2 separate regions of the Mus musculus genome follow, and region 1 is linked to region 2. Evidence: chromatin loops called from intact Hi-C (ENCODE). Cell type or tissue: left cerebral cortex. All regions are shown on one strand. Each heading gives the region's core, and the rest is flanking DNA. Links, peaks and the distances in the headings are about the cores only.

Evidence for each region. Hi-C counts contacts between places; a loop is a spot of excess contacts. Peaks named below come from ENCODE experiments on the same cell type or tissue, not always from the same donor. Only the 100,000 strongest peaks of a DNase experiment are listed, where the experiment ranks them.
Region 1: a loop joins it to region 2, with 3 times the contacts of the local background. A loop is called at or near these places in 4 of 42 quality-filtered maps.

The regions. Positions count from the first base shown.
Region 1 is chr4:63,128,699-63,131,617 of GRCm38, reverse strand. It overlaps Zfp618 (zinc finger protein 618), which reads right to left. Exons shown (of 15, transcript NM_028327.1): 14 at 409-510. Among named protein-coding and RNA genes, the nearest start is that of Ambp, 24 kb to the left of the region's middle. In left cerebral cortex, for the core only: no CTCF peak of the experiment used is centred there; a DNase peak (open chromatin) is centred at 1,557.
Region 2 is chr4:62,559,732-62,562,650 of GRCm38, reverse strand. It overlaps a transcript of Rgs3 not described here. Among named protein-coding and RNA genes, the nearest start is that of 4933430I17Rik, 36 kb to the right of the region's middle. In left cerebral cortex, for the core only: a CTCF peak has its summit at 1,227 (motif pointing left); a DNase peak (open chromatin) is centred at 1,212.

The sequences.
Region 1 (2,919 bases), core at 290-2,789, 570 kb before region 2:
GAGAGACAGATTATGGATGCAGTGGGGAGACAGACTATAGATGCAGTGGGGAGACAGGGTATGGATGCAGTGGGGAGACAGGCTATAGATGCAGTAGGGAGACAGGCTATAGATGCAGTGGGGAGACAGGGTATGGATGCAGTGGGGAGACAGGGTATGGATGCAGTGGGGAGATAGGGTATAGATGCAGAGGGGAGACAGGGTATGGATGCAGTAGGGAACAGATTATAGATGCAGTGGGACTACAGGGTATAGATGCAGTGGGACTGCAGGGTATAGATGCAGTGGGGATGCAGGGTATAGATGCAATGGAAAAACAGGCTATAGATGCAGTAGGGAGACAGGCTACAGATGCACTGGGGCTGTAGGACTTCCAGGGGTCCCGGGCTCCAGCATACTGAGACGTACTGTTGTTGGCACTGTTCCTCTGGGCCTGAGGTTTCCACTTTTCTTCCACTGCAGCAGGTGGAGATCGGGACTGGTTGGAGGTGATGTTGTTTTCATTGTCAGCTGCAGAACAAAGGGAGTAATGGGTCACGTTGAAAGGTAAGAGGAAGCTGAAGAGAAAGGTAAGATCAAAGGGGCAGGGGTGGGGTGTGGGGGTCAGGAGTGGGTGTGTGGGGGTCAGGGGTGGGTGTGTGGGGCAGGAGTGTGTGTGTGGGTGATGAGCAACTAGGGGTAAAGCAACACATGCCGCAGGGAGTTGAGTTCAGGCTTCTCACACGACTGTTTATGGTTTCAAAGCCTCATCTGTACAATTTAGAAACTTAGGACAATGGTATGGCCACCCCACAACTTCAGGAAGGACTATGGAGACAACAAGGAAAGCCGAGGACATAGAGGACTCTTACAAAGAACATCAGCCCTCCAGGCACCCTATGATTACCCAGAGGCCACTAGCTTTGCGGCCCATCCACAGCAGAAGCCACTACAACGTGCCAGAATGGGGTGTACAGACGGGAAATAAAGAGAAGGGGATGGCCTGAGCACTATGAAGAGAGGTGGGGTTGGAAACATGAGGGCGGAGATGAATAGTCTTCTCTGCCACCTAAGACATGGTGAAGTCCTGGCTTGTGCTCCTGCTGAGGGCCATGTCTGGTCTATGGCCATGCAACAGTAGGGGTCCATAGCTCAAATTACCACTCACGGGACTATGTTGATGCTCTGTGCAGAGCTGGCCCTGTCCCTGAGGAGAAGTGGCCCTACACCATGCCTAGGTAGCACAGTAGAGCTGGCCCTGGTGGTGGTGGGGGAGAAGGGCACAGGTGCATCTTATGAGAGTAGGAGAGCTGGCCCAGCCCTCCATCTGCCTTGTGTTGGTGTGGGTGAGGGAGAGATGTCTCCCTCTTGCCCCTTGATGCCTGTAGCATGGCAGGTGGGAAAGCTGGCCGGCCCAGAAGCCTGACCCCTCACTGGCTGCAGTAGTCAGGAGAGCACAGTAGAACTGGCCCTGGTGGTGAAGGCACAAGTGAACCAGCCCTGAGGTCATGATTTCAGGAGAGCTGGCCCTATCCCTTGTTGGCTGCAGTACTGGGTAAGCTAGCCAAGACTGTGCTAGAGAGCTTGCCCTGGTGGTGTGGGTACCGGAGAGCTGTTGGTCTGACAAATTTAGCTACCACCCAGGCTCAGATCCAGAGCTTCGAGTTGGCTCACCCCAACATATACCTCATCTATGAACTGCTGGAACACATGAAGGGGCTAGTCCTACAGAAATAAAGGTGCAGGACCTCCATGACACAAGGCAACAACAGGATACCTAAGAGGAGTCCCAGTGAGCATCCAGTATTGATGGTGTAGCAGAAGCCAGAAGCTTCAAATCATGACTCACTTCAATGAATAAGTAAAGATGTATGGATAAAAGAGTACACTGTGGGACACACTGTGACATACTATAGCTTCCATGACAAGATGTATAAATGTATGTATGTATGTATGTATGTATGTATGTATGTATGTATGTATGTACGTGTGTGTGTGTGTATGTCTCTTGGGGGGAGTTTGGGAGGGCAGAGGGTGGATATGAAGGAATGGAGAGATGAATGGGATTGGGATGCATGGTGTGACATTAACAAAGAATCAAGAATTATTTTTCAAAGAGAAAAACCAATGAAATCAAAAGCCCAGTTGTTGGAAAGATTAATACACTTGATAAACCTCTCACCAGAGGATAAACATCACTTGGATCAATAATGAAGGGTCATCACTACAGAGCCCACAGATGTCATGAAGGGCTAAAAGTAATTATGAACTTTAGTCCAATGAATTCAACAAGTCAGGCAAGAGAAACACCTCAAAAACACAAAGAAACATAGCTCATCCCAGAAGAAATTGATAACTCGAGTCCTACACCCATTAAAGAAATAGCTCAGAGTTAAGTAACTTCTCATAAAGAAACCTCCAGACTCTTAAAGGTTCATTGGCTAACTTTGTAAAAAAACAAAACAGAACAAAACTCAAATAATAATACAAATTCTCCTAGAAAACATGGGTAGGAAGACTCTCAAGCTTCCTTTTATGAGACTGGTATTGTCATTTGTATTCTTGATGACAGCCATTTTGACTAAAGTGAGATGGCATATTTTAATTAAACATTTAAAAAAAAATTTATGTGTATGCATGTTTGGCCTGCCTGTATGTCTGTGTGCTACATGAATGTCTGGTACCTGTGAAGACCAGAAGATGGCGTCAGATCCTGGGACTGTCATGTGGGAGCTGGGAGTTGAACTTGGGTCCTATGCAAGAACAGCCAGTGCTCTAAATCACTGAGACAGCTCTCCAGCCCCATGAGATGAAATCTTAAAGTAGCTTTAACATGCATCTCCCTGAGTGATAAGAACGTTGTACACTTTAAAAAGTGTTTATTAACCATCTGCATTTCTTCTTTTGAGAACTCTGTGCATAATTCCATAACCTCCTTTA
Region 2 (2,919 bases), core at 240-2,739:
TATTTTATATCTGTAAGTGCTTTGCCTGCACGTGTCTGTGCATGCAGCGCATGGCATCCAGAAGAGGCCGTCAGATCCCCTACAAATGGACTGACAGACAGTCATGAGGAGCATGTAGGTGCCAGTCCTCTGGAAGAGCAAAAAGCTCTTCACTGCTGTGCCATCTCTCCAGCCCCCTTTCTATGTAGTTCGTTTTCTGTCTCTGTGTAGGTACACATTTGCCACTGTGTGTGTGTGTGTGTGTGTGTGTGTGTGTGTGTGTGTGTGTGTGTGTGTGTAGGTCAGACTACGGTAATCCACAAAGATCAATTCTCTGCTTCCATCATGTGGGTCCTGGAGACTGAACCTAAGTTATCAAGCTTGGTAATAAATGCCTTTACCCACTGAGCCGTCCCACCAGCCCATTTCCTGTTTTTTAAAAGCATGTGTGACTTAGTCAAGATACACACAGGCTCCCTGATAGTATCACACACCTACGATTCAAGCCCTTGAGAAGCAGAGGCAAAGACAATCTCAAACTAGAGGCTGGGCTAGGCTATATGTAAGACTGTTTCAAATGTTTTGCAAGTACACATAGACTTGGTTCTTTGTTTTCCTTTCTTCCTTTTGGTGCTAGGACTTAAACCCCGGCCAAGCAACATTACTCACACGGAGAGAGACAGACAGAGACAGACAGAGAGACACAGAGAGACAGAGAGAGTCAGAGGGAGGAAGGGAGGGAGAGACAGACAGATTCAAACAGAGAGAGGAGAGATTCGGAGGGAGGGAGGGTGGGAGAGAGAGAGACAGAGAGAGAGAGAGAGAGAGAGAGAGAGAGAGAGAATGAAAAACAGTATTAGTGCCTTAGGCTGCCTTTGGTATTTTCACCTCCCTGAGTCTGTCCTAATGATGTCAGGTCATCAATAGCTTTCAACTTCCCCAATTCAAAGCCTCTGGACTACAGAATTCCACATATTCTTGAAAGGGTGCTTTCAGTAATAATCTAAACTATTGAGATAGTCCATTCATTCGTCAGCCTCCTATTTGTCATTTGTAACCTGGTGTTGTAACCATGACAACAGGCTCAGCATCAAGGAGCTACCAGTCCCCTCAAGCATTTAAATTGGACTCTGTATACAAATTAGAAAACGTATCTTCTCCATTTAGTAACTGAAAATGTCTTTGTTGTACAGACACTGGCCGCAAAAGGTGTTGTTTTCATGACGTAATACCACCACCTAGTGGTTGCAACTGTCAAGACAGAGTGCTCAGGAGATTTCCTCTGCAGAGCTCTATTTCCAGGAAGTAACTTTCTACCACTTGAACCCTTCTTCTTTTTCAAGGTAATAAGAAAACTGGGTCAGTTGTGTTGGTTAATTTTCATCAACTTGACATAAACTAGAGTTATTTGGAAAGAGGAGTCTCAATTGAGAAAACACTTCCACCAGATTGCTGGTAGGCTAGCCCATAGGGCATTCTCTTAATTACTGATTGATGTTGGAGGGTTCAGCCCAGCCCTCTGTGGGTCTTGACAGCCTTGGACAGGTGGTCCTTGTGTCTTAGTTAGGGTTTCAGTGTTGTTAAGATACACCATGACTTTGGCAACTCTTATAAAGGACAGCATTTGATTGGGGCCGGCTCACAGGTTCAGAGGAGTTGTATAAGAAAGCTGGCTGAGCAAGCCAGGAGGAACAAGCCAGAAAACAGCCCTTCCCCACAGCCTCTGCCTCAATTCCTGCCTCCAGATTCCTGTCTAGTCAGTGATGGACAGTTACCTGCAAGTGTCTGTAATCCCAGCCCTTAAGAGACTGAGGCAGGAGGGACGCCATGATTTTGAAGCAATGCAGGGCTGCAGAGAGAGCCCCTGCTTCAAACCAACAACAAAAGGTAAATGAAGAGTTAGTTTCCTCTCTAACATGGGTTCTCAACCTTCCTAATGCCGAGACTCTTTAATACAGCTCCTCATGTTGTGGTGACCCCAACCATAACATTATTTCACTGCTACGTCATAATTATCACTTTGTTATTATTAGAAATCATAATGTAAATATCTGGTCGATAGGATATCTAATATACGACCCTTGTTCCAGGGTCATTCAACCTCCAAAGGGGTCGTGACCACAGGTTGAGAACCACCGATGCTGTAACGCATAACAGTACTCTGGTATTAAATAAACATTTGTTAATGCATAACAGAAGAACACAGTAGTTTCATAATCTGGTACTTCATGGCAACAAAAAGAAAAAAATTCTTTCAGATTCCCTTTGGCTCCAAAGGGCCTCTAATCATTTCCATCTAAAGGCCGGGGATATTTCTGTCCCTAATCTAGCAAGAAATTCTTTTAGGCATATTTGAATTAAACTGATTTTTTTAAGGGTCACTGGTGAAACCCTGACCCCTCCCCACCAAACTCAGTGCATCTTCTATAATTCAAAAATGAAAAACAGACTCTGTGGCCCCTGTGGCTAGGACAACACCCAAGCTGGACTCTGGCTCCAAGAGACAGTGTGGACCTAGGCTACAGGTGTATACAATGACCGCACACACAGATAAGCCTGGGCTATGTGTCACCAGGCTATGTGTCACCAGGAAGCACCATCCAAAACCAAAGCGAACTAAACCAAGTGGCCTCCTTCAAGCAGGGGCCAGAGAGTGGCACATGGCAGAGGTAGAGGACTGGTGACTACTTTCTTGGAAATATTAGCCTCTCACGACCATGTTTCAGGAGACTCGACTTCAAGTTCCCCTGTCAAATTATCAAAGCTAATCTCCAAGCTCAGAGTCTTACTTCAGCTTCCCAAAGCCCCGGGTGACAGGAAGTGTCAGTTAGCAGCAGTTACCTGGACCCTCCTTGGTCAGAACACTGCGAGGCTGAGGCAGGGGCTCTAACAGGATGCTACCCCCTTTGTCATTTCTTGTTTATATTGCTTTCTCCTTCC